Regions from separate parts of the Homo sapiens genome. Here regions 2, 3 and 4 are each linked to region 1. A link is a contact called in ENCODE Hi-C or POLR2A ChIA-PET data. All regions are on one chromosome and are shown on one strand. The core of a region is the stretch at or near the end of the contact, and the rest is flanking DNA. Distances in the headings are between cores, read along the strand shown. Region 1 holds the start of LMBR1 (limb development membrane protein 1). Region 2 holds the start of ZNF398 (zinc finger protein 398). Region 3 holds the start of TMUB1 (transmembrane and ubiquitin like domain containing 1). Region 4 holds the start of NUB1 (negative regulator of ubiquitin like proteins 1).

What was found. A loop is a pair of places that touch in the nucleus more often than their neighbours do. ChIA-PET counts read pairs that join two places held with the same protein, here RNA polymerase II (POLR2A). Pooled maps may share reads with other maps.
Region 2: a loop to region 1 is called in a pooled map, with 6 times the contacts of the local background. The contact joins the promoter of ZNF398 here to the promoter of LMBR1 in region 1. A Hi-C loop is called at or near these places in 1 of 37 single-sample maps with no recorded cell type and 5 of 50 pooled maps. POLR2A ChIA-PET finds 5 or more read pairs at or near these places in 1 of 52 experiments (GM10248).
Region 3: a pooled map shows a loop between it and region 1 (15-fold over the local background). The contact joins the promoter of TMUB1 here to the promoter of LMBR1 in region 1. A Hi-C loop is called at or near these places in 4 of 50 pooled maps.
Region 4: a map with no recorded cell type shows a loop between it and region 1 (11-fold over the local background). The contact joins the promoter of NUB1 here to the promoter of LMBR1 in region 1. A Hi-C loop is called at or near these places in 3 of 37 single-sample maps with no recorded cell type and 6 of 50 pooled maps.

What each region holds. Positions count from the first base shown.
Region 1 is chr7:156,889,859-156,894,432 of GRCh38, reverse strand. It overlaps LMBR1 (limb development membrane protein 1), which reads left to right and starts at 1,250. Exons shown (of 17, transcript NM_022458.4): 1 at 1,250-1,505. The coding sequence starts at 1,440. LOC102723795 (a long non-coding RNA gene) reads right to left here and starts at 1,035. Exons shown (of 4, transcript XR_928253.3): 1 at 770-1,035. RefSeq lists silencers at 1,029-1,608, 1,659-2,158.
Region 2 is chr7:149,145,320-149,149,893 of GRCh38, reverse strand. ZNF398 (zinc finger protein 398) reads right to left here and starts at 2,441. Exons shown (of 6, transcript NM_170686.3): 1 at 2,128-2,441. The coding sequence starts at 2,151. It overlaps LOC107986856 (a long non-coding RNA gene), which reads left to right and starts at 2,533. Exons shown (of 2, transcript XR_007060581.1): 1 at 2,533-2,911; 2 at 3,542-4,574. RefSeq lists silencers at 1,527-1,576, 1,717-1,866, 2,161-2,332, 1,997-2,636 and enhancers at 1,942-2,515, 2,947-2,996, 3,090-3,663, 3,664-4,237, 4,238-4,574.
Region 3 is chr7:151,080,783-151,085,356 of GRCh38, reverse strand. TMUB1 (transmembrane and ubiquitin like domain containing 1) reads left to right here and starts at 1,864. Exons shown (of 3, transcript NM_001136044.2): 1 at 1,864-1,923; 2 at 2,764-3,182; 3 at 3,457-4,272. The coding sequence starts at 2,794. The coding sequence ends at 3,808. FASTK (Fas activated serine/threonine kinase) reads left to right here and starts at 4,548. Exons shown (of 10, transcript NM_006712.5): 1 at 4,548-4,574. RefSeq lists silencers at 1,711-2,100, 4,134-4,574 and enhancers at 3,241-3,535, 4,253-4,574.
Region 4 is chr7:151,339,367-151,343,940 of GRCh38, reverse strand. NUB1 (negative regulator of ubiquitin like proteins 1) reads right to left here and starts at 2,129. Exons shown (of 15, transcript NM_001243351.2): 1 at 2,095-2,129. RefSeq lists silencers at 1,860-2,039, 2,210-2,409 and enhancers at 2,007-2,508, 3,578-3,667, 3,798-3,857.

The DNA.
Region 1 (4,574 bases), core at 1-2,500:
AGATTCATAAAAATCTAAACAACGGCCGGGCGCGGTGGCTCAGGCCTGTAATCCCAGCACTTTGGGAGGACGAGGTGGGCGGATCACCTGAGGTCAGGAGTTCAAGAACAGCTTGGCCAACGTGGTGAAACCCCGTCTCTACTAAAAATACAAAAATTAGCTGGGCGTGGTGGCGGGCGCCTGTAATCCCAGCTACTCGGGAGGCTGAGGCAGGAGAATCACTTGAACCCAAGAGGCAGAGGTTGTTGTGAGCAGAGATCGCCATTGCACTCCAGCCTGGGCGACAAGAGTGAAACTCTGTCTCAAAAAAAAAAAAAACAAAAACAAAAACTAAATGACATTTGAAAGCAATTTGTAGATTTTCACACTTCCTAAGAATTCTCAAAGATGCCAAAAACAAAAATCGCAGCCACTAGCAATTTAAATGACTTCCTCGTAGCCAAATAAATCCTAAGGTAAAATTATAAACATTCCCTTAAATTCAAATTTTATAACAAAAAGAAAGATAATAGGGAACGGAGGGTGAATTATTGTGTTTGATATATTTGGCGGTGAAAAATACATATATTACGTGCTGTTTAGGGTCCACTGAGAGTCATAAAACTGACCCTAGTGACCGAGCTACCGGAAGGACTTGGCAAGGGTCTAGCGAGCTCGGTTATCTGCGTTTTCCAGGTGGGGCAGCCCAAGACCCTTCTCAGACCCAGAGAAGCTGGGTTTCCGCCCAAAGCCCGGCCCCAAACCACCGATTTCCGACCTTTCAACCTACTTTGGCAGAGCAAGAGTTTCCGCGGGAGACTCCCTGCTTCCCTCTGCCCAGGTCCCCTGAGGCCGAGTGCGGTACTGAGTGCTGAGTAAGGGGTGCCGAGTGCCAAGCACTGAGTAACTGGGGGAGGGGAACCATGCAGCTGTCATAAATAATTAGCTCCTGTGAGGAACAGGAACTCCGAGACTGCGGCCGGGCCAGGTGGGCAGAGGTCGCAGCGCCCTCGCCGCGTTCCCCGTCCCCATCCGACGCCAGGACAGCGCCTCCTTAACTGGGGTAGCCCCTGAGAGCGTGGGCGGAGCCCCGCCCCGCGACCTCAAGGCCCCGCCCCCTCAGCGCCTCCCGGCCCAGCAGCTCGGAAGACCGCGAGGCGCGCTTTTCTGACGCATCGGCGCCTTTCGTCTGACGTATGCCTGCACCGCCCCCTCCCCTCCCTGCCCCGCCCCCGCCCCGCCCCCGACTGCGCGGCGCCCGCCCTCCCTTAGTCAGAGCTGCTCGTCTGAGGCTGCTGAGGCGACGGCCGGTGTCGTGGTCGCGGTACCTGTTCCAACACGGCTCGCGGGCCCGTGCCGGCTCCGGTCCCCGGCGCGGCTGTCCGAGCCCCTGCGGCGGGCGGACGATGGTGTGGCGGAGCACGCGGACGCGGGCGGCGCGGCGGCGGGCATGAAGGAGGATGGAAGGGCAGGACGAGGTGTCGGCGCGGGAGCAGCACTTCCACAGCCAAGTGCGGGAGTCCACGGTGCGTGGGGACCGAGGCAGCCCTGACAGTCCCGCGTGCCCGCCCGGGCCCTCCGTCCCCGCCCCCGGGCCCCCGGTCCCCGGACCCCTCACCTCCGGGCCTCGCCTCGCGCCTCCCGCCCCGGCCTCTGCCGCTCTCCCTCCCCACCCCTCCTCTCCCCTCCCCTCCCCTTCCCTCCCCACCTCTCCTCTCCCCTCCCCTCCCCTTCGCTTCCTCTGCCTGCCCCCCCGCTCCGCTCTTGCCTCCCCTGCCCCCTCGCGCTCCCTCCGTTCGAGCCCCGACCCCGCCCCCGCCCCGCGGCCTCGGTGCTGCCCTTCCCTTCCCGCGGGGAGGGCTGCGGTGCGCGCCGCGCTCTGGGACCCCAGGGGCTTCCTCTCTGGGCGGGTGTGCGGCTCGCGCCTCGGGGTGTGGACGGCGGCCCCGCCAGTGCGCGCCCCCGCGCTCCGCCGCCAGGCCAGGTAGGCAGGTGGATGCGCAGGCGTCCCGGAGAGCCTGGGTGGGCCCGGCGGGTCCGGGAAGGGCCGGGCTGCGCGGAGCCCGCCCGCCTCTCGCGTTTGGACCCGGCCGGTTACCTTGTCCCGGTCAACACCTCCTGCCCTCCTGGCGCCTCACGTTTCCATCCCTCTTTCATCTCCCCCAGCCCCCACGTGGGTTGAGTTCGAAACCTTACCGTTTGGGATGAGAATATTGGTTATTTTTGGGAGTGAGGACCTCAGCAAAAGTCCATTTTGCTATGGAAGCAACTTCTTAGGGAAGCAGCTTCTTTTTTGGCCCATGTTCCATGTGTGCTGTTGGCAGGAGTCAGGAAGCGGACTTGACCTTGGAAAGTCTACTTTGATGTTTTTATCTTTTCATGATGCTCTAGAATGTATTGTAATTGGGTTTATCTGTGTTTTCATAACTGTTGTAAAATATGTCAATTTTTTATGTTTATATTTACGCCTCTCCTAAGTTGTCTACGATTCAGTCACACTTGGTTTGAGGTGAAAAAATTCTGCTTTAGAATTATCTAATTTGTGTACTCACTGATCTTGAAAATTGAGAATCACTTTGGAAGTCATACTTTGAATAAAGAGGACATATAAAGTCTGAGCTGGTGGAATTTGAGTTAGTGGAATTTGGTACACATTTAGTTGTAATTTTTATAATTGAAGCTAAAATACACAGAGATAAGTTCATGTAATCATACATGTACCCTTCAGATCATTTCATACTAAACACGCCTGTGTACTCCTGAATCCACCAGGAGTTTGAGACTGGTCAGCCTGGGCAACATAGTGAATCCCCATCTCTACCATTATAAAAAAATAAATAAATAAACACAATTTTACTAGGATCCCAGAGACTGATTCCTTTCCCTCTTCCAATTACTTTCTCCTCCACCAAGGGTAAACGTTGCCCTGGCTTCTAATATCATAGATTAGTTTTTGCTTAGTTTTGAACTTTATGTAAATGGAATCTTACCGTATATACTCTTCTGTGTCCAGTTTCTTGTACAATGTTTGTGAAATTTCTCCATGTTGTATGTGGTTATAATTCATTCTCGGTGCAGTAGTTGTGTGACTATAGCACAATTTATTTTTCATTTTACTGTTGATGGGCACTTCAGTAGTTTCTAGGTTTTGGCTATGAATATATATATGTGTATATATATGTGTATGTATATATGTGTGTGTGTGTGTGTGTGTGTGTGTATATATATATATATATATATATTTTTTTTTTTTTTTTTTTTTTGTGATGGAGTCTCGCTCTGTCTCCCAGGCTGGAGTGCAGTGGCACAATCTCGGCTCACTGCAACCTCTGCCTCCGGGATTCAAGTGATTCTCCTACCTCAGCCTCCTGAATAGCTGGGATTACAGGCACACACCACCACACCCAGCTAATTTTTCTATTTTTATTAGAGACGGGGTTTCTCCATGCTGGCCAGGCTGGCCTTGAACTCCTGACCTCAGGTGATCCACCTGCCTTGGCCTCCCAAAGTGCTGGGATTACAGGCATGAGCCACCACGCCGGGCTGGCTATGAACTTTTTGTACATAGCTTTTGGTGGACATGTTTGTGCATTTCTGTTGGGGATAGCCCTAGGAATGGAATCCCTAGGTTAAAGAGTGTGCATTTGTTCATCTTTAGTAGATACTTTAAAACAATTTTCCAAAGTGGTTGTACCAGTGTACACTTCCGCCAGTACTGACAGTCTCAGAGGTGTGGTTGTTACTCATCTTTATCAATACTTGATATTTTCTGTCCTTTTTAATTTTAGTCATTCTAGCAAGTGTGTTATAGTGTTCATCATACAAATAATTTTAATTTGCATTTTCCTGATAACTAATGAATTTGAGCACCTGTTTGTTTATTAGCCATTTGGAAATCTTGTGAAGGGTCAAATTTTTTTCCCCATTTAAAAATTAAGTTTATCTTTTTAATATTGATTTGCAAGGTCTTTACAGAATAACTTGTATTATATTGTTATACAGGTGGATATGATTTCTTTGTCAGAAATATATACTGCACATATTTCTTTCCCACTCTGTGGATGCCTTTCACTTTTAATGATATCTTCTGATGAACAGAAATTATTAATTTTAATATAGTTCAATTTATTAAAATTTTTTTGAGTACTTTTAATGTCCCGATTAAGAAATCTCTCCTTACTCTAAGACTGATGTTCTCTTCTTCTTTTCTCTAAATGCTTTATTGAATTACTCTTCTCATTTAAATTTGCAATCTATTTCGAATTTATTTTTTTGTGTCTGGTGCAAGGTAGGAGTCATATTTTTTTCTCCCACAGGAATGTCCAATTGCTTCAGCACTATTTAGGACTTTTGTCACAGATAGGTAACTGTATATTCATAGGGTTTAATTTTGGACTTTATGTGGTTTTATTGGTCTATTTGTCTTTAGTTTTATTATTTTTTAAAATTTGAGACAGGTTCTCCCTCTGTTGACCAGGCTGTCGTGCAGTGGCGCAATCATGGCTCACTGCAGCCTTGACTTCCAAGGCTCAGGCGATCCTCCCACCTCAGCTTCCCAAGTAGCTGGGACTACAGGCTTGAATCATACAGGTGTG
Region 2 (4,574 bases), core at 1,192-3,691, 7.7 Mb after region 1:
TAAAATACACGAGACTTTGAAGACTTAGTATGAAAAAAATATTTGTTTGTTTGCTTGAGACAGGGTTTCACTTTGTTGCCCAGGTTGGAGGGCAGTGGCAGGATCACAGCTCACTGCAGCCTCCACCTCCCTGGCTCAAACACCTCCCACCTCCTGAGTAGCTGGGAGTACAAGTGCATGCCACCACGCCTGGCTAATTTAAAAAAAAAAATTTTTTTTGTAGAGATGGGGTCTTCCTATGTTGCCCAGGCTGGTCTTCAACTCCTGGGCTAAAGCTGTCTTCCCACGGCAGCCTCCTGAAGTGCTTGGGATAACAGGCTTGAGCCACCACACCCGGCCATTAATGTTTTAAATCGATTACATGAGGCCGGGCGCGGTGGCTCACGCCTGTAATCCCAGCACTTTGGATCCCAGCGGGCGGATCACGAGGTCAGGAGATTGAGACCATCCCGGCAAACACGGTGAAACCCCCCTCTCTACTAAAAATACAAAAGGACCCGGGCGTAGTGGCACGCGCCTGTAGTCCCAGCTACTCGGGAGGCTGAGGCAGGAGAATCGCTTGAACCGGCAAGGCAGAAGTTGCAGTGAGCCCAGATGGCGCCACTGCACTCCAGCCTGAGGGACAGAGTGAGACTCCACCTCAAAAAATAAATAAATAAATAAATTGATGACATGTTGAAATAATATTTTGCATATATTGAGTTAGATATATAATTAAAATTAATTTCATCTATTTATTTTTTAACTTCTCAAAAATTTTTTTTATTTTAGAGACGCGGTGTGGACTGCCTCGAACTCCTGGACTCAAGTGATTCTTCCGCCTCAGCCCCCGGCCTAGCTGGGACTACAGGCGTGCACAACACAGCGCCTGGCTTTTTACTTTTTAAACGTGACGCCTAGAGAATTTAAGCAGGGGTGTCCAATCTTTTGGCTTCCCTGGGCCACACTGGAAGAACTGTCTTGGGTCACACATAAAATACTGATCATGATAGCTGATGAGCTAAAAAAAAAAAAAAAAAAAAAAAAAAAAGACAAAGAAAAAGGTCCGTGCATAAATCTCATGATGTTCTAGGAAAGTTTACGAATTTGTGTTGGGCCGCATTTAAAGCAGTCCTAGTCCGCATGCGGCCTGGGGGCCGCGGGTTGGACAAGCTTGATTTAGAGTTTTGTATGCGGCTTCCCTTATATTTCTATTAGCCAGGACTGGCACAACACAGGATCATCGCTACCATCCCACCTATACACAAAAAAAAAGGTTGGAAAAAAGAAAAACAGGTCCAAGAGTGGAGGTGGCACTTCCCTCTGCTCTACCCCCTACCCATCGCTGCTCTTCCTCCTTTTCCCAGTCACCCCTCATGTGCCAGGGTGGCTCCTGACCCAGTACAATTGCTCTCCTAGAGGTGACCAAAGACCTCTTGGGTGGCAAATGCGATCAGTGCTTTCCCCGCGGCCTGACCGTCCCCTTCTCATTCTACGGGGCTGCGTGCAGGCGCGGCCCGGTCGCCTCGGTCGCCCTGGCAACTGGCCGCTGCCGGCCCCCGCAGGCCTTGGCAAACACCCGCGAATGAACCGCCACGCACGCGAGGCCACTCCAGCCTCCGGGTCCGCACCATTCATTCGGCAGCTATTTCGGGAGGGCCTCCCGCGTGTCCCGAGTCCGGTGCCGGGAGCCCAGGCGTCACGCAGCGCGGCGGGAATGCGCCTCCGCACACTTAAATGCCGCCCGCGCCACCGCTCAGATTGCTGGTGACGAACGCTCCCGCGGCCGCGAGAATGGCTGACGGCTCCCCAGCCCAACCCCGCTGCGCGTCTGGCGGGCAGGCGTGGGGCTGACACGCAGCAGGCACCCCCTCGACTTCAACCCAACTGCAGGGCCCCGGGTCTCATAGCTGCCTGCGAGTGCCCCTCAGACCTGCGGCCCAGCCTGGTGTCCCCGGGTGGGCGGTTTCACACCCACCCGCTAAGTCCCCTCACGCGAGGCTGCAGCCGCCAAGCACGGGCGACAGGCGACGTGGCCGGCGGGACCCGAGAACGGCGCCTATGCCTGGCAGCTCCCTGCCCGCCCGCCTTCCTCCCTCGGGGTCTGGGTCTCGGGGGCTCACAACACTCGCGCGCGGCCGCCCTTACCGGGGCCGGGGCCGCCTCAGCCATGGCCCTGCGCTGTCTAGCCCGGGCCTCGGAAGTCGCCGCCGCTGCCGCCGCTGCCACCGCGCCCGGCTCCAAGCAGGCCCGGCCGCCGGGTCCTCTCCACAGGCGGCGCCGACCCGGCCCTGCCTTCCCCGCACGGACGGGACTCACGCGGCCGTCGGGGCTCGGGACGCGCAGGAACGCGGCGGAGGCGCGGTGCAGCAGGCGGCGGATCAAGCTGGGGTCGCGAGGCCGACTCCGCCGCACTCCACCCGCAGCGGCCCCTCAGCTGGCGCTTTGTGGGCAGCGAGTGCACCGGGAACCGCGCGGGCCTAGACGCGCCGCAGGCTCGCGCTGCCCAGCCACCGCGGCCAGCGCGCCCCCTGCCGGCCCCTGCGGCCAGCGCCCCCCGCGTCGCCTCCGCCCCTCCCCCCCAGCTCTTGGGCTTCGGTGTGGGGAGGGTTGTTATTTGGGGCCCACGTGTGTTCCGCTTTCTCACATTCCCACGAGAAGGTTCAGCTCACCGCAGTTTAGGACCCAGCCGCAAAGCCGGGCTCATTCTGGGGAGTGATTTTCTTCACGGAGGCTCGATACGCAGGCGCCGTCTGCAGGCAACAGCTTCTGCTGAAGGGCAGCCGTATTTAGAACAGCGGAAATGTGCAGGGTGAGAGTAAGGGGGACACGGCTGAAGGGAGCCTATGGGTGGAATGAGTGACGGAGAGGCACAATTTTGGAATGAAGAAGATATAGATCATTTGCGGAAATTACAAATGTGGTTGCCAAGGTGAGGCGGTTCAGGTCCCACGCGGCCTGTGTTGGGATCAATAATATTTTAAGGTCTCCTTCACATCTCGGATTATTGACTCTCCGGGGCCTGGTCTGGAAATAGGATTCTTAATTTTTGTTTATTTATTTATTTAGAGACGGAGTCTCACTCCGTCGCCCAGGCTGGAGTGCAGTGGCGGGATCTCGGCTCACTGCAACCGCCTTCCGGGTTCAACCGATTCTCCTGCCTTTGCCTCCCAAGTAGCTGGGATTACAGGCATGTACCACCATGCCCAGCTAATTTTTTTTTTTTTAAGTGGAGACGGGGTTTCACCATGTTGGCCAGGCTGGTCTGAAACTCCTGACCTCAAATGATCCACCCGCCTTGGCCTCCCAAAGTGCTAGGATTACAAGCGTGAGCCATTGCGCCCGGCCTTATTTATTGATTTATTTAGAGACAGTCTCCCTCTGTCGTCCAGGCTGGAGTGCAAGTGGCACAAACAAGGCTCACTGCAGCCTTAAACTGCTGGGCTCAAACGATCCTTCCCCTCAGCCTGCCCGAGCATCTTGGACTACAGGCGCAGCTACCAAGCCCGGCTAATGTTTTATTTATTTGTATTTATTTATTTACTTATTTATTTTTCTGTAGAGACAGGGTCTCGCTATGTTGCCCAAGCTGGAGGAAGTGGAATTCCTGAGAGCAGCAGAGATCGAGCTTGGGGTTACGGTTTGCTGCGTCTGAGCAAAAGGACCTGCGAGAACAGGCCGAGCGCAGTGGCTCACGCCTGTAATTCCAGCACTTTGGGAGGCCGAGGCGGGCAGATCACCTGAGTTCCAGACCAGCCTGGCCAACATGGTGAAACCCCGTCTCTACTAAAAAATACAAAAATTAGCCGGGCGTGGTGTCGTGCACCTGATATTCCAGCTGCTCCGGAGGCTGAGGCAAGAGAATCGCTGGAACCCAGGAGGCGGAGGTTGCAGTGAGCAGAGATGGCAGCACTGCACTCCACCCTGGGCGACAGAGCTAGACTCCATCTTAAAAAAAAAAAAAAAAAAAAAGGACCTGCGAGAACAAAGTGTTTTCTGGTGAGGTTGTGTTTTAAGTCAACAGAGTGTGTGTAACAGCAGTAGGTTCCTTGCCCAATGCACATAGCAAGTCTATATGCAGAGACACCAGGTTGCAGCAGAGAAAGAGGTCTAATCATAGGGCCACCTAAGGAGGAGACAGGAAGAAGCCTCACATCCATCTCTGCTAGGAATTTGGGAATTTGGGGTTAGAGTTTGTAAGGGTAATGGAGTTGACTGATTGGTGGGAGAGTGCTGGTGAAATCGTGGTACAAGGAGATGAAGAAACTACATTCTCATGCTCATCCCATTCCTCTGTGGGGGGTCTTCAAACTGGTTGAACTCAACTGTTTCACCGGAACTCGTGGTCTGAAAAACATCTTAAGCGATCCTTAAACAAAAGCCTTATGATTCTAATGTCAGAGATCCTGTCTACAGGAACAACAGGGATGCAAATCAATTCTTAGTCTGATGTCTGAAATCCTATCTATAGGAACAATAGAGATGCAAATGTCAGTATCTAGTGCCTTGTGACTATTAGCAACAAGGAAGTAGGCCGAAGTGCAGCCTGATTAATGCTTAATTATAACTATATTTCTGTCCAGAACCTGCATGCA
Region 3 (4,574 bases), core at 615-3,114, 5.8 Mb after region 1:
GAACCAACCCAGTCACTATTCCCGAGTTCCTTGTACCTTCCAAAGCACCTGGTGCAAGCTAATCAACACACAGGGTCTCCTAAGCTCCTGAGGAACCTGTGTTTCTATCTCCCTGCATAAGCTTAAGGATATCTTGTGCCCTCTCTGGGTTTCATCTGCGAAATATAGTGGTTGAACATAAAACCTAGTTCTGATGTTGTATAATTCTAAAAGTAACATCCAACATCTCTTTTAGGTGCTTAATTAGAATTGACAGCAGGAAGTAGCACCAGGTATACCTCCCAAGAGAGACACTAAGAGCAAAGAGCTCCTCAAATGTGTTGCCCCAGCAACTAGCACACACGTGTTATAGCACTGTTGGGCTGTTCACACGTCTAGCTCTTCTACTAGTATATGGAGCCACATGAGGGCAGGAAGAGGGTCTGATTCACCATTTTATTCCCAGTATCTTGCACAATGCCTGGGATATAGTGTGTGTGTGTGTGTGTGTGTGTGTGTGTGTGTGTGTGTGTGTAATTTTTTTTGAGACGGAGTCTCACTCTGTCACCCAGGCTGGAGTGCAGTGACTCGATCTCAGCTCACTGCAACCTCCACCTCCCGCATTCAAATGATTCTCCTGCCTCAGCCTCCCGAGTAGCTGGGATTACAGGCGCCCGCCACCACGCCCAGCTAATTTTTGTATTTTTTTTTGTAGAGACAGGGTTTTACCATGTTGGCCAGGCTGGTCTCGAACTCAGTGATCCGCCTGCCTTGGCTCCCAAAGTGCCAGGATTACAGGCGTGAGCCACTGCGCCTGGCCATAGTACATCTTTTAAAAAATATGTTAGTAGAATAAATGAATGAACAGGAGGGATGGAACTAGAGGTAGGTTAGTTCTGTATGGTATCAATCTAGACTGACATTCCTAAGGCAATATTTGGGCCACTTGCTCCCACAGTAGGCAAGAACCATGGGAAGACTAGGATAGATTATTTTAAATCAAGACTGGCCTGTAAAAACCAGGATGTGAGATCTCTGTGGCTACAGGAGCCCAGAGGGAAAAATCCAGATATCCACAGGCCTGGGATTCAATGCCATCCACACAGTAACACACCAAAGACCCGACTCCTGAGACCAGGTTTGGGTGGAGGTGAGCGAATAGCTACTGTGTGACATGTACCTTAGTTTTTACACTTTTTAATAAAACATCTAATTTCTTCCTTATGATTGACTTACGAGGTGTGTTTTAGAGAGGAAGAAATTAATGTTCAGAGAGATTCAATAACCCACCCAAGGTCATATAGCTGAGAAGCACAAGATAAGGGATCAGGATTTCTGCCAGGTTCCAAGGTCTATGCTTCTTCCACAGCCCTGAAGGGGCTGTGGAGTCCCGAAGGTGGAGGAGGGGACCAAGGAAAGGGGCAGCCCTGAGGATGGGTATCCCTAGCCAGCCTGGTGGGGCAGCCCATGGATATTGGGCTCTGGGCTGAAGAATTAATTTTGGTGGCCAAAGTGCCTTCTGGCGTCCACTCTGACATAACAGTAGGGGCCACCTGAGTTCCTCAGAGCCTTCCACACTGCATCACGAACACGGGTACTCTGACGTGCTCCAGCTGACGTCGGTGTCTGGTGTGATAGATGCCCTGGCTGTTGGCAGGGGAGGGGGCGGACGCTGCTGCCGCCCAAACCTCTAGGGGGTAGCACAACCCCCAAAACCGCCCCCGCCAGCCCCTTCGCGATCTGCAGGCGCAGAGAACCGCGGGTGGAGCCCCACACGTGGGTCCGCAGGGCGGAGGGCGGGGACAGCGCGGCGCCGGACTACAAGTTCCACAATGCCCCGGGCCGCGGCGGCGGGGAAGGAGGGGTGCTTCAGGTGCCTGCGACCTCCGCGCCTCCCGCCCGGAAGTGCCCGAGGGGCCGCGATGGAGCTGGGGGAGCCGGGCGGTGAGTCCCCGCGCCGTGACCGCGCCCACCCCGCCGCCCAGGGCCCCGGTCGGGCCGGGATCGCCGTGCCCTCCTGCGGCTTCGGGGGGCGGGAAGGTGGGAGGGGTGATGAGAGGTGGGGGTGGGGAACGTGAAGTCTCGGATTCCGGGCGGGATCTGGGGTCAGGCAGCCCGGGGGGCTTGGAGAGACTTCCAGAGGAGGCGCGGAGTTAGTCCTCCGCGGAGTGGGGTTGAGGGGACCTGGAGGGGGCCGAGCTGGGTGGGTGGTGACGCTCGGTGGCTCCAGATTGCCCAGGGGCGGAGTTTGACGTTTGCTGTGGGGGAAGCCTGGGAAGCAGTCCTGTGCCGCGGGTGGGGTTTAGGTGAACCGTAACGCGGGGGGCGGGGGTGGGGGCACAGAGGCTCTACCCCCACCTCTTAGAAACTTTAGCAGCGGAGTAGATGAGCCTGGGGTGAAGTCGGTGAAGGAGTAGACACACTGGGGTGAAGTGGGCAGGAGAATAGATACGCTTGGGGGTGAAGTTTGGTTGGGGTGAAGTTTAGGAGAGGCGTTGCTTAGGCCCTTACCTTGGGATAGGGTTTGGGTGAGTTGGGAGCTGGTTGAAGACCTCGAGCTCAGATGACAGAAAGTTAGGACTTGGGATTCGGCGATGGGAAGGGGCACCCGGAGGCAAGTTTGGGGCGACTGGGAGGCAGAGAAGCCGGTACCCTGGGGTGGGTGAGGGGACGGAGGCTGAGGACGGTGGGAGCGTCGCGGTGGGGTGAGGGCAGGACCCTGTGGAGGTTCCAGGGCTCCTGGCCAGGGGGCCCGGGCCTCACGGGCTCTTTGTGCCTCTCCAGCTCGGTAGCGCGGCGGGCAAGGCAGGCGCCATGACCCTGATTGAAGGGGTGGGTGATGAGGTGACCGTCCTTTTCTCGGTGCTTGCCTGCCTTCTGGTGCTGGCCCTTGCCTGGGTCTCAACGCACACCGCTGAGGGCGGGGACCCACTGCCCCAGCCGTCAGGGACCCCAACGCCATCCCAGCCCAGCGCAGCCATGGCAGCTACCGACAGCATGAGAGGGGAGGCCCCAGGGGCAGAGACCCCCAGCCTGAGACACAGAGGTCAAGCTGCACAGCCAGAGCCCAGCACGGGGTTCACAGCAACACCGCCAGCCCCGGACTCCCCGCAGGAGCCCCTCGTGCTACGGCTGAAATTCCTCAATGATTCAGAGCAGGTGGCCAGGGCCTGGCCCCACGACACCATTGGCTCCTTGAAAAGGTAAGTAGGTCAAGAGGCAGGAGCAATGCTAAAGACAGGGGTTGGGAGAGTGGTCGCAGAAGGCCCCCAGAGACACCTAAGACCCAGCCCTCCTTTATACTGGAGGCGCTGAGCGCCCCAGATCACAACTGTACTTGTTCCCCTGGCAGACGGCCCCTCCCAGGCCAGGGCCGGTGTGTTGTGGAGGGCAGGGGGAGGGTGGGAGTGCTGTTCCGGGGCCAGGGACTAGGATTGCCTGAGGCCTGCTCTCTTACCCAGGTCCCTCTCTCCTCAGGACCCAGTTTCCCGGCCGGGAACAGCAGGTGCGACTCATCTACCAAGGGCAGCTGCTAGGCGACGACACCCAGACCCTGGGCAGCCTTCACCTCCCTCCCAACTGCGTTCTCCACTGCCACGTGTCCACGAGAGTCGGTCCCCCAAATCCCCCCTGCCCGCCGGGGTCCGAGCCCGGCCCCTCCGGGCTGGAAATCGGCAGCCTGCTGCTGCCCCTGCTGCTCCTGCTGTTGCTGCTGCTCTGGTACTGCCAGATCCAGTACCGGCCCTTCTTTCCCCTGACCGCCACTCTGGGCCTGGCCGGCTTCACCCTGCTCCTCAGTCTCCTGGCCTTTGCCATGTACCGCCCGTAGTGCCTCCGCGGGCGCTTGGCAGCGTCGCCGGCCCCTCCGGACCTTGCTCCCCGCGCCGCGGCGGGAGCTGCTGCCTGCCCAGGCCCGCCTCTCCGGCCTGCCTCTTCCCGCCGCCCTGGAGCCCAGCCCTGCGCCGCAGAGGACTCCCGGGACTGGCGGAGGCCCCGCCCTGCGACCGCCGGGGCTCGGGGCCACCTCCCGGGGCTGCTGACCCTCAGCCCGCACTGGGAGTGGGCTCCTCGGGGTCGGGCATCTGCTGTCGCTGCCTCGGCCCCGGGCAGAGCCGGGCCGCCCCGGGGGCCCGTCTTAGTGTTCTGCCGGAGGACCCAGCCGCCTCCAATCCCTGACAGCTCCTTGGGCTGAGTTGGGGACGCCAGGTCGGTGGGAGGCTGGTGAAGGGGAGCGGGGAGGGGCAGAGGAGTTCCCCGGAACCCGTGCAGATTAAAGTAACTGTGAAGTTTTCACTCTTGCAGTGTGTCTGAGTGTGTGCGGGCTGGCGGGCGGGGAGTCCTCGCCCCTTGGGAGAGAAGGGCACGGACTGCGCCTGGGGTCTGGCCCTCCGCCTTCCCTTCTCCCCAGCGTTCTGCTCTGGCTTTGGCGCCGGCCTCCGTGGCCCCGCCCTCGGCGCCGGGCGCGCACTTCCCGCGGGCGGGGCTCGCGGCTCCCTGGCTCGCAGTGCCTGCCGGGAGCCACGTCTCCGAAGACCGATAGCTGCTTCGGGATTGGCGTCCGGGCGGCTATCTAGGGGCTGCTGGGAAGATGGCGG
Region 4 (4,574 bases), core at 880-3,379, 5.6 Mb after region 1:
CAAAGTGCTGGGATTACAGGCCTGAGCCACCGCGCCTGGCCCTACTATTCAAATCTAACACTGATCGGATCATTTTACAGCTGAGAAAATTAGGGCCCTGAGTTTGTACCATGACTCAGGCAAAGACACAAAATTAGGCAGCATCTTAACGAGCACAACTTCCACCCACAACACTGGACTCTGAACTTCCGTCATGGAGTCCCTTGCTGCTTGCCTGTTCCAGGTATGTAACTTCTCTCTCCCAGAGAAGTATGTACCGCGATGGAGCTGTCTACTCATCCCATACTAGCACAGCAATTCAAAGGTGAGTGAGGCGGCTGAGATGTAAGGCAGCTGGCAGGTGTAGCACAGCGCTTTAAGGTTTCCCAAATCAGACAAGCAATAAGTAAAGAAAAATGTTATTAGCCCCTGAATGATGAAGACAAGTTCTAGAGAGTGGAAAAAATATGAGTTAATATTACCAAGATAAATTTCTTTCTTCTATTGAGGGCCAGTATTCCACATCCCCCCAAACCCAATTCACACAACTTTGAAATCTTTGAAAACTTTGGTAGCTTGTGTATTTCATAAACAAATATTTTTTAAAAGAAAGTTCAAATCTATTTTATGTCAGTGCGGGGACAAGAATTAGGCTAATCAGGACAGGGAGGAGAAAAGAGAGGAAGGAATAACACAGCCAATGAGGCTGCTGTGTGCAACCTGGGTGGCCCATGGGAGAATCCTCCATTTTTCAAGCACTGACAAACGGCTTATCACAGCAAAGCATATTAGTACTTAGAGCGTTAGCTTTTCAAACACAAATAACTTTAAAAACTACTTTACATACTACTCATGAATCTTCAGAAATTCTGAATAAAATATCACAGCAACCCTACTGTCTCCCCACTGGGGGACAGTAATTTCACAGGCTGGTTACTGGAGCCAAGCAATTTGAAAGGCTGATGCGGTACTCAGAGATGCCATCCAAGGCCGGGCGCGGTGGCTCACACCTGTAATCCCAGCACTTGGGAGGCCGAGGCCAGTGGATCACCTGAGGTCAGGAGTTCAAGACCAGCCTGGTCAACATGGTGAAACCCCGTCTCTACTAAAAAAATAAACAAATAAAAAATTTTTAAAAAGATGCCATCCAAGCCACCACTTGACAGAAGGACGAAGGAGTGTTACAAACCCAGTGCGTGTCAGACACTCCAGGGAGCAAACAAGAGCTCCAGGGTTACACCGAATAAGATTTAATGTTAAAAAAAAATTAAACCACTGTCTTGAAACTTAAGGAACTTCAGTTATAGACAACAGAGTAAGTGGCGACATATTTTAAGTCAAGTTTAATAAGTCAGTTTTTAATTTTAACTGAAATGAGAACTGAAAAAGTTTCATGCATGCCATACAATGTTTCACATTGTAACTAAGAAAAGACGAAACTCATTAATATCACTCCGTGGTCCAAGCAGAAAGTGAAACGTTATAACGATCCTTTAAAAATTTCACTTTCACTTTTGTAATGAATCGATCATTGCTACATTTAGCCACACCTTTTCAAGTATACATTATATATAGTTGAAACACAACTATATCTAGTCAAGACACATTCATTTTTTCTTAGGAAAATGAAAGATTCTTGATTAAAAATAAAAGGGAAGGAGGTGAGAATGATAGAATCAGGTCGTCAAGGTTCGAGAAAATCAAGTGTCTTGTCATTAAATAGCAAAGAAAATCTGGCTTTGATTGCAAATAAATCCCAAATGGTATACTCGGAGTGTTACGATTCAAGTATAGCATTTGGCTAATTTTTTATAGACATATTTATTCCTTTCTCTCCCCAAACCGATACACTCAATATTTTCTTTTAAATACCCCACACCTCTGCCTAACTCAGGGCAAACCAAAGGGCCCCGAACGGCCAGCGCGTCCCGAAGCCCGGCCCACCGCTCCCGGCCCCGGCCCCGGCCCCGGCCCAGCTCCACGCATGGCTGCTCACCCCCGCCCCGCGGCCGCTCCACCCCTGGCCAGGAGAGGTGCCCAGTCGGACCGGGAACCGGGGCGCCAAGCAGTGCTGCTGAGGCTGGGGTCGAGGACACTCGGCCGCCGTGTCCTCACCTGCGCCACGCCACTCCCGCCGCGACCAGCAGAGTGCCCGGATGCGGCAGCGGCCGCCGTTTGTTTTCATTCCGGGTGAGGCCAGCCCCGCCCCCGCCGCCGCTGTCGCCTTCGCGCCGCCGCCGCCGCCGCCGCTTGGAAAGAGGGTTGTGGGCGGGGCCAAGGCGAAGCCAGCTGTGGGCGGGGATACGGTTGTGTGGGCGTGGTTACCGCGGGGCGGAGCCGCGACGGGGCGGAGCTAAGCGGAGGCGGGGCTGGGCGAGGATGTGGCCGTGTGGGGCGAGGACCTGGGAGTTGGTGTCCAACGCCACCCCAGGCTCAGTCTTCCAGGACTTCCCGCCCGGGCTCAGTTTGCCAGCCATCAAGAGGAAATGGATCCTGGCTTTGTTTCTCCAGAATCCTTGAAAGAGGCTGGGGGAAGGGTCGGGACCGTCCCAACCCGCATCTCATTCCTCAGCCTAGGCTGGACCCCTTCCCTAAACCAGCGGCTTTTCACCCCGCCCTCCACAAGCCCACCAGGGGCTTCCCTGGGGTGAAATTAGGCTGCTTCCCGGGAATTTCCTCCCCCATGCTGTCCACGGCCACTAGGGACCACAAGGCCTAGGGAGCTCTGCCTACTTCCAAGGTCCTATTCCCAAGGCTGTGCTCAACAGTGACGCTTCTATTTTATTATCAGTTATTGCTGTTAATCTCTTACTGTGCCTAATAAATTAAACTTTATCGTAGGTATGTACGTATGTATAGGAAAAATGAAGTGTGTGTATATATATAGTATATATATATGTGTGTGTATGTAAAATGGGGTGCAGTACTATCCGAGGTTTCAGGCATCCACTGTGGGTCTTGGGACACACCACCTGTGTGTGGACGAGAGGGGACTCCTGTAACCTTGCAGTGACCAATCCGTTTTTCGTTCCCTGTTGCTGCTTTCTTTAGCCCTTTTCTACCTATAAAGCCCACCTCCTCTGCCCAGCTCGTTGGAGCACCGTTTCTAAATTTTCAGAGAAGATGCCATCCTGATTCATGAATCAATAAAAACCAATAGATCTTTAATCTAAATTTGTGGTAATTTTGACTTCTGACAAAGGGATATTAATAACTGTATAACCGCACCAGACCAATCTGATTCGCCTTTTATATACCCAAGTTGTGAGTTGTTTTTCAGTTGCATGGACTCCCAGATGGAAGGTTTCGCACGTAACCTGAGGATGCCCAGGTGAACCAAGCATGCAACCAGGGGCGGAACCTGAGTGCTCAGATCAAAGCAGGGACTGAATTAAGAAATGGGCACTGCATGGTGAGATCCAGAATGCAATCAGATCAAGCCCTGGTGTCACCCCATGGCAGGGTCCAGTCAGATGAGCATCCCAGCATCACCTCATCGCAAAATCTAATCCGATCATGCGTCATTACCCTATGCTTATAAAACCCAACCCAGCCCCAAGCTCAAGGAGACAGAGCTGAGGGTTTCCTCATGTCTCCTTGACAGTCAACTCACAATAAAGCCTTTCTTTTCTCAAAAGCCCGTGCCATGGTGTTGGCTTCTAGCACATCAGGAAAAAGCCCGTTGATTGCTCAGTAGCAATTGCAGCAAGGTAGAAGGACAACAGAAACTGTTCTGACATTTTTTTCTGAGGGCTTTCTCTGAGATGAGTAACAAAGATAGTTTCACTTTTACATTTACGTAGTAGACCATCAGGAAATTGAATGTCCACGCTCAGGTGTGATGGAGCAGCTTGCAGTAGACCAAGGCTCCCACTAACAACAACTAGAAAAGCCAGAAAGCGAAGTCAGAAAACATCTGTTTGAAGGCAGTGAAAGCTGCTGAGGCAAGAATGGGGGGACTTGATATTCCAGAGAATGAGGAACCTTCAAGGGGTGAGCTAATGTCTGCAGTGGCTTGTATTGGTGTGTGAGGGCTTTTGCCAGTTCTGGATACAAGCATGAGGCTGAGAATTTAGACTTTGAGACCACAGAGGGCCACTGCTGGGGACACAAAACCAACACAGCGATGTAGGGGGAAATTCCAAGGACAATTGCTGAATTCAAGGCTTGTATGGGGCAAGAAACTGAAATGTAAATGGAAGGCCTCTGAAAGCAGAAGTTTTTGATAGACTTGCAAAACAAAGATTCGAGTCTGAGATCTGCTAGGGTGGTGGTGGAAGTGGGTTACTGCAGAGCCTACACCATGTTCCCAGTTGGAAACTGGAGGGCAACGGTAGCTTGAACCCTACCAGAACCTCAGCCCAGCCTTCACTCCATGCAGTCCCTGATTGGATTAAGGTTATTGGCCACTCCTGTCTTTGGTTTTGTGGAGGAAAGGGAAAAACCCTCCTGAGAGAATGATAACATTTGAAGCCTCTACAACTTTTTAGAAGCTATATTTGGCATCTCATTAAAAAGTTACTAGATAAAAAAAGAAAAAGACAATAGAAACAGACCCACAGATGAGTCAGATATTGGAGTTGCCTGATTAAAAT